Regions from separate parts of the Homo sapiens genome. Here region 2 is linked to region 1. A link is an interaction called in ENCODE POLR2A ChIA-PET data of the cell type or tissue named here. Cell type or tissue: PC-3. All regions are shown on one strand. Each heading gives the region's core, and the rest is flanking DNA. Links, peaks and the distances in the headings are about the cores only.

What was found. ChIA-PET counts read pairs that join two places held together with the same protein. Peaks named below come from ENCODE experiments on the same cell type or tissue, not always from the same donor. Only the 100,000 strongest peaks of a DNase experiment are listed, where the experiment ranks them.
Region 2: POLR2A ChIA-PET joins it to region 1 with 7 read pairs; 2 of 35 experiments call an interaction of 5 or more read pairs at or near these places.

Annotation. Positions count from the first base shown.
Region 1 is chr10:62,584,361-62,588,763 of GRCh38, forward strand. No RefSeq gene overlaps it. Among named protein-coding and RNA genes, the nearest start is that of ZNF365, 210 kb to the left of the region's middle. In PC-3, for the core only: no CTCF peak of the experiment used is centred there; no DNase peak of the experiment used is centred there.
Region 2 is chr10:63,098,902-63,103,304 of GRCh38, forward strand. No RefSeq gene overlaps it. Among named protein-coding and RNA genes, the nearest start is that of NRBF2, 32 kb to the right of the region's middle. RefSeq lists a silencer at 2,374-2,574. In PC-3, for the core only: no CTCF peak of the experiment used is centred there; DNase peaks (open chromatin) are centred at 1,020 and 2,410; H3K27ac peaks cover 418 bases.

The DNA of each region.
Region 1 (4,403 bases), core at 404-4,403:
GAATGGAGACTGTGCATTTGGGGAATGAGAGATAGTGGACTGGTGAGGTAGAATCATGATAGACCACAGACCACAGACCACAGAGGGCTATGAAAGCACTCTGGGGCCTGCCCAGTGCTCAGAACCCATGGAATGCAAACTTTCCATGGCCTTCAAACCAAGTATGTGGGGAAAACCCTGTTCTTTCACCCAGGTCACAGCCTTAGAGAATCTAAAACTTTTTTTCCCTGCACAGTCTGGTGCTTCTCTCTCTATATATAATTTCCCATGTGGGAACACACACTGCTTTGCCAAATAAATAGTCCCTTCCTATTCAGACTGGAATTTGTTTTCGAAAATATGTTTGTCTCCCAGCAAAGAAAACAAATAGACCATCCTAAGACTGGCATCCTTCAAATTAGGAACCAAAGCAAGTGGTTGTAAAGCAAAGTATTTGTCATTGATAATTCGCACTGACAGCAAAGTTTGTTTTTTTAAAGCTTAAGTCTTGAAACTCTTTTCAAGTGGTATTAAACATTTAGTCTGGACACAGACTTCCCCAAGACACAGGGGTTAATTTTCTGAATCATCACCTGACTCGGGAACTAGCCAGTGCACCATCAGTAGCCATTAGGCATTGACTTCATCATGACCAATCTATCTTGGAGCTGGACAGAAGCTCAGTTAACAAGACTTCCTTTTTTTAAATGCAATTTAGCAATTACCTTTCTTCTTTCACTTGAACTTTCTCTTTGAATCTTATTCCAATCCCAGCATATTGAAGTTATTCTTCTAAACTAACAAACGCAAACACAAATGAACCTAATAGCAAATCCCTTCCAAAGATGTTAGGAAACCAAGATTTTCTCCAACTCATGACTCCAGAAAGAGAGGAAGAGCGAATACAGCAAGCTGGAGAAATCACCCTCATGGAAGCCAGGAGATAGGGGGTCGATGCTACACAGACGAAAATAGTGCATAAGTGGCATTGGCTGGAAGAGAGAAAAGCCCACTAGGAGATAAGGCAATGAAGTTCAGAGAGGTGGGTCACAATCAGAGGGACAGAACCTAATGAATAGTCTTATCTTCCTGGAGATGAAACAGCTGTAGCCTTTGGGAAGGGAATGACATAGGAAAATGAGTGTCTGAGAAAACTTATTCCCAGAGAAGTGGGGAAGTTCAGGCTATGACTTCAAGAATTGGAGAGATTTCGAAGCCAGTATAACTGGGGATTAACCAAGGGCTCAAATCCAGTACTTGACAGCAAGCCAGACTGCGAAAGGCTCCTAACATTATCTAAAGGTCTCACAGCATTTTAGAACTAGAATGACCATACTGGAAAAAACTGTTCCACGGTATCAGTCAGCATTTGGGATTGCTTTATCCAATGTAAGTGATGGGACATTCACATCAGAGAAGCATATGTCTTCTCCCTGCCTCCCCCCAAAACTCTTCTTCTCTATCTTCCTGATGTCATATCCTGGCATCCTAACAGGGGTGGGGGGATTATATAACTGTCTGAAGTAGTGCAGAACATGAAACAATAAATAAGCTATGTAAATTGTAAAACATGAGTCATGATTCTCTTTGTTCTCTATCTTTATAAATGTATTTTTTTAATTACATATTTTTTCCTCATCATAGATGTCTAAAACCAAACCAAACCAAACAAACAAACAAAAAAATCTAAGTGCCCTCTCATGGAGAAACCTATTTTATTACATCAGATTATGCCTAGGCAACTGCTATTGAAATTACAGTGAACATTTTTTGAGAGTCCATTGTGTGTCAGGCACTCAAAACTACCTACTTCTATCCTTATTTTAGAGATGAGAAAACCAAAAATAGAGAGGTTAAGTGATTTATCCATCATTGCCCAGTTAGTAATTGTCAGAGCCAAGATTTGAATTTTCGGCTACTTGTATCCAAAGTCCATTCTTTTACCCATTACACTGTACCTTCTCTTGAGTCTTCCCTGAGAAGAGAACTCTCAAGGGACTCAGCTAAAGCAAGCCTGAAGTTGGCCACCCACCCTACTACCTGCCACTCTCCTGGCTGACACTCCTGTGTTACAAATGGAAACTTTCTACAAGTCTCTAGGTGTTACTAGGCTCTTTCTCTCCTCTGCTCACATCCTAGTCTTTAAAGAAAAAATCTTAAAGCTCCTAGGCCCAACCTACAACCCACTCTTGATAAGTAAAGAAAGATTAAAATATAAAATAGCAGCAGGGCCTAGGGAAGCCTGAAAAACTATTTGTACTCGTAATAACTCTGTAAAAGATCTATGTCCATGCCATTTTGAGGCACAAAGAATGAAACCAAAACTTTGATAGATATATAGATGACGAAATGGGCTGAGGTTAATCCCGAAATTAGGCATTTAAAAATCTTATGGGAGAAGTATTCTTCTGAGCCACTAGTCCTCAATCATGTATTTTAAGTACTTTCTTCCCTCCAAAGATTAGAGTTAATTTCTGGGGATAAATATATTGTTTAAATCAGACCTGTGCTATGTGATAGAGGTACAGTGACAAAAACAACATGCCCTTTACGAGCTTACAGATTGATTAAAGAAGAGAATGCAAGAATATAAAAGGTCGGCTCTAAGGTTTGCTTGAAAATAAATATTTTTATCAAATCATAAAATGATATGATCATTTCAATAGGTATAGGGAAAATATTCAATAAAAATTTATATCCATTTATATAAGAAACAAAATAAGAAATAACTCTTGAGAAACAGGAATGAAAAGAAACTTGCCTTATTTATAAGAAACAGCTACCAAATCCATCAAAAATCATATTTAATTCTGAAATTTTATAGACATTCTTATTTAGCTTAGCAATAAGAAAAGAATGCCTCCTACCACAGCTGCTCTTCAACATTGACTTAGCAGTCTTAACCAACACAAGAAAGTAAAAAAAGAAGTTGTAAAAGCAATGATAAGATTTGAAAGAAAGAGATTAACTGTCATTATTTATAGCCTATTTGATAATTTACATTAAAAAGTTGAATCAATGGACAAACTTTTGTAAATAATAAAAGAGTTCAGCAAGGTAATGGAATACAAAACCAAAACGAAAATTTAATAATAGTATTCAGCAGTTGTAAAGCAAGCACTTCATGCATTTCAAAGCACTCACGGATGTTTTCTCATTTACAAAAGCTCACAAAAATCCTGTGAGTTTAATACACCATCATCATTATCAGCAGCAGCAGTGCATTGACTTCATTTGACAAACGTGTATGCAAATCAGAGAAATTTCGTTTTTCTCTTTTTAAAAGCAGGGGTATCAATTAACACGTGGTGATATTCAAATGTTTTGTATTACCATTCTGAGTTTTGACAAACATATAATCATATAAGAGCCACCACAATCAAGATATGGAACAGATCCATCATGTCTAAATTAAGATCTTCTGATGCCTTTTTGTAGTCAGCTCCTGACCCGCTCCCCAAGCCCCTGATAACTACTAATAGATTCAATCCTACAGTTCTTTCTTTCCTTTAAAAAACAAAAAACTTTAGCCTGCATATAAATGAAATCAAACTGCATGTAGCCTTTTGTATTTGAATTTTTTGTTAGCATGATGCATTTGAGAATGATCTGTGTTATAGCATGTAACAGTGGCTAGTTTCTTTTTATTGCTAAAATTTATTTATTTGTTTGTTTGTTTATATCCATTGTGTGATGCCCTGAAGTATGTCTAACCATTCACCAGCTGAAGAACGTTGCACTGTTTCTAAATTTTGCTGATTATGAACAAAGCTACATAAACATTTGTATACATGTTTTTGTAGGAATACATATTTTCATTTCTGTTGAGTAAATGCCCAGGAGGGATTGCAGGGTCAAATAGTAAGTGTGTTCTTATCATTATAAAAAACAGCCAGTGTTTTCCAAAGTGATTGTACCATTCTCTGTTCCCACCAGGAATGTACGAAAGTTCAAGTTGCTTTGCATCTTTGCCAACACTTGGTATTGTCAGATTTTTTAACTTTAGCATCCAAATAGTTGCATATCTCATTGTGGTTTTAATTTTCACTTCCCTGATGACTAATGGTATTAAGCACATTTTCATGTGCATATTTGCCATATGTATAACTTGTTTGATGAAGAAAGAAGAGATGGTGGGAAAAATACCTGTTCAACTTTTTTTTTTTTTTGAGACGGAGTCTCGCTCTGTCGCCCAGGCTGGAGTGCAGTGGCGGGATCTCGGCTCACTGCAAGCTCCGCCTCCCGGGTTCACGCCATTCTCCTGCCTCAGCCTCCCAAGTAGCTGGGACTACAGGCGCCCGCCACTACGCCCGGCTAATTTTTTGTATTTTTAGTAGAGACGGGGTTTCACCATTTTAGCCGGGATGGTCTCGATCTCCTGACCTCGTGATCTGCCCGCCTCGGCCTCCCAAAGTGCTGGGATT
Region 2 (4,403 bases), core at 293-4,292, 510 kb after region 1:
ATGTTGGCCAGTCTGATCTCCAACTCCTGACCTCAAATGATCCACCCGCCTCAGCCTCCCAAAGTGCTGGGATTACAGGTGTGAGCCACCGAGCCGACTCCAGCTCCTTATATTCACCTTTCCTAGAAGTTGCATAATAGTACAACAGATCATGAATACTGTTCAATGGAAGCTTGCAATTGCCGAATAAAGTCACAAATAAATAGATTTCAATTAACCAAAGTTAAAAATGGCTCATGAGTGCTTCTATTAATAATGTAGAATAAGCCGGGTGTGGTGGCTCACGCCTGTTATCCCAGCATTTTGGAAGGCCAAGGCAGGCAGATCACTTGAGGTCAGGAATTCAACACCAGCCTGGCCAACATGGTGAAACCCTGTCTCTACTAAAAATACAAAAATTAGTTGGGCATGGTGGAGGGCACCTGTAATTCCAGCTACTCAGGAGGCTGAGGCAGGAGAATTGCTTGAACCCGAGAGGTGGAGGTTGCAGTGAGCTGAGATTGTACCACTGCACTCCAGCCTGAGTGACAGAGGGAGACCCTGTCTCAAAGAAAGTAACAGTAACTATTTCATTTTGTACATATTGTTAACCTTTCATAAGTTTTTAGATGTTACATTTGTTCTTTTATATTGACTTTTTTCCAAGTCACAATGCAAAAATAGAATAGAATCCAGAAATTAGTTCAATGATCCCTATGAAAGTACCTTTGTGTGAAGAACACTATATTTTTACTATGACCTCTGAAGCAACTTTTATTTTAAAATTTAATAACTACAGCTACTCTTTGTAGCATTATGTTTTATTTTTCAAGAAATTAGTCTAGTGCATTTTTATTTGATTTACATGTATTCTAAGTAAACATGGCCTCCTAATTTTTCTGTGGAATGTACTTGACTTTTGAAACTTCTTAATTTATTTATCCATCCCCAAAACCCATCTGTTGTAATGTCTGCCCTGTTGAAAACAGTTTACTAACAAAATGATAAATGCAACCTTCAGTCTTAGAATAGGCTAAGCAGGTTATACCAGTTTGACCATTTTTAAACATTCTAAACAGATATGTCTTTGAGAAACATGTTTTTTCATGAGCTGCTCTGTTTGCTCCTCTGTAAATATTAATAGATCAAAAATTTGAAAAAGCAAACTTTTCTATTATTCAGTGCTGAATAAAATTATTGCTCATCATAATGGACCACAATGAAAGATCATGGCAATTATCAAAATCAGTGAATTCTCAGATGAGAACACATTAAAAAAAAAAAAATCAATGAATTCACCAAACTGAAGCGCCTGCTGACCTTCTTGTGTGTTCTGTTGACTACACAAAATTTGTTTTTTCTTTATTATTACTTTCATCTTCCTTATTCCATTTTCTATTTCCTGTTTGGGTATCTTGATTATCATAGTCATTCTTATTTTCTCTTTTGGCTATCAAGAATATTTTTCTAATCCCAGTCAGGTATGGCGGCACCCCTCTGTAGTCCTAGCTACTCAAGAGGCTAGGCAGGAGGATCCCTTAAGCCCAGGAGTTTGAGGCTGCAGTGAGCTATGATTTCACCACTGCACCCAAGCCTGGGTGATGGAGTGAGACCCTGTCAAAAAAAAATTTTTTTTTCTAATCTTGATTGCAACTAACAGAGCTTTTAGTTTCTGTTGTAATAGTATTACAGCAACTTTAAAGTATTTTAAAGCTTCTGTCTTCTTTCTTGATTTCCACAAAGATGCCTTCTCCTCATCATAGTTGAACAGTGAAATGATCATCAGTACAAAAAAAAACTAAAACTAAGACATATACAAAAGTAATTCAAATGTGTTTCAAATTGCTACTACATTGCATAGAACAATTGTGCAGTCAAATTCCTTATATATTGCATACATCGACTTACTGATGAAGAAGTGCAGGAGTTCTGTGTCTGGATTCTTCAGACCACTTCACTTTCTGATGCCAGTTTTTGTGCTATTTCATCTAGAACCAGGAGATTTTGAAGAACAAGATGTGACAAATATACTAAAATGCAATCCAGCCAGGCACGGCAGCTCATACCTGCAATCCCAACACTGGGAGGCCAAGGCCGGAGGATGCTTGAGTCCAGGAGTTCAAAACCAACCTAGGCAACATAGTGAGAATTCACCTTTATTAATGTTAGATATGAGTTCTAAGTTTCTTTTCAAAGAATCAATATGTCAGTAGGTCCAATTCTTTGCCTTCTACTTTTAAACTTAACTTCCTCATAAAGCAACTTTTTCGATTACCTGCTCCACCCTGACTCATTTCAATCACCTGCTCCACCCTGACTCATTCCGATTACCTTATCCACCCCGACTCATTCCGATTACCTGCTACCTGCTCCGCCCTGACTCATTCTCCACCCTGCATAACCATTTTTCCTGCCAAACCACTCACCCAGTCACTTTCTTTAAATTAGCCAATCGGAATTAGTTTAGCCTGTGTGATCTTAACCCTAGCCAATAGCGGAACGACACAGCAGCAGGGGCCACGTGTGTCAGAGATAAGGATCCCCTTCCCCTCCCTTGTCCAAGTGTGCACTCACCACTGCTCCATCTGTAAGGGCGCACCCTTCTATAGAAGTAACTTGCCTTGCTGAAAATTAAAAAGAAAATTTTTTTTCGAGTGCTATTTCTTTTGTGCACCGAAATTTTATTTACAACATTAAGGAAAAAAGTAATAATAAATAAAAAATAAATTTTAAAAAATGCAACCCCATGTGTTGGAATGTATAAAACCCATGACTTCAGGCTGGGTGTGGTGGCTCATGCCTGTAATCCCAGGATTATGGGAGGCCAAGGCAGGGGGATCAGTTGAGCCCAGGAGTTTGAGACCAGCCTGGCCAACATAACAAAATCCCATCTCTACAAAAAATACAAAAAATTAGCCAGGAGTGGTGGTGCTCACCTGTAATCCCAGCTACTCGGGAGGCTGAGACAGGAGAATCACTTGAACCCAAAAAGGCAGACATTTCAGTGAGTTGAGATTGTGCCTCTGCACTCCAGCCTTGGTGACAGAGTGAAACTCCATCTCAAACAAACAAATAAATAAATAAAACCCATGACTTCATACATGTGTATACTCATTGTAGTACTCTTCAGGTTTCTGCCCTAGAAACAGGAATTCTGACAAATTTTATTTTGCCTCATGTCCATTTTTTAAAAACAGTACTTTTTTAGATATATATGCTGCACGATCAAGTATATTCCTAGCCGGGCGTGGTGGCTCATGCCTGTAATTCCAGCACTTTGGGAGGCTGAGGCAGGTGGATCACCTGAGGTCAGGAGCTCGAGACCAGCCCATCTCTACAAAAAATAGAAAATATCAGCTGGGCGTGGTGGCACATGCCTGTAATCCCAGCTACTTGGGAGGCTGAGGTAGGAGAATTGCTTGAAACTGGGAGGCAGAGGTTGCAGTGAGCCAAGATTGCACCATTGCACTTCAGCCTGGGCGATAAGAGTGAAACTCCATCTCAAAAAAAAAAAAAAAAGTATATTCCTAACAGAAGAGGATTTCTAATTTAATATGCTGTCAGTGAGAATCTAATTCCTCTGCTTACAAGTTTATATGCTTCAAATTAGAAGAAATTTTTACAGATTAGCTTCTGGTTCTACGTGTTTCAAACACTGTTTTTCCCCAATTTTTTTTTGCTTTGAAACAGTCTTGCTCTGTCACCCAGGCTGGTGTTCAGTGGCGTGACTCAGCTCACTGCAACCTCTGCCTCTTGGTTTTAAGCGATTATCATGCCTCAGCCTCCTGAGTAACTGGGACTACAGACATGTGCCACCATGACCAGCTAATTTTTTGTATTTTTTGTAGAGACAGGGTTTCGCCATGTTGGCCAGGCTGGTCTCAAACTCCTGGGCTCAAGTGATCTACCCGTCTCAGCCTCCCAAAGTGCTAGGATTACAGTCGTGAGCCACCTTGCTGGGCCCCCAATTTTATGTACTTACAGAGCAGAATGCCATAGAAATTGTTGATGTTATCATATGACATCAAGCCTTGCACCTTCATGTCACAACCCTGGGTGAGATGGTGCAGAGGTAGAAAGAATATTCCTGGAACTCCTTCTATATGGTATGACCACACTGGTATGACCAAATCCAAACTAAATGTTTGTAACTCAACTTTCCTGAGCTGGATCCCAAAATGCAGAAAGAATGTGATCAAGAAGAGGTCAGAGTGAAAAGAGACAGTGGTCTTGACTGACTGTGGTAAAAATAGTTTGCAAATTATACAGAATTACATGACCTTGTGAACTCATGGCTAGAATTCCTTGTAGGTCCTTGGAAGGAGCAGGTGGCAGTGAAAAGCCCTGTGTCCTATGCTTCATTCTCTTCACAGAAAATTATTCTCCACAAGGCAATAAAGTGTTTTAAGAGGAAGATAGGGTTT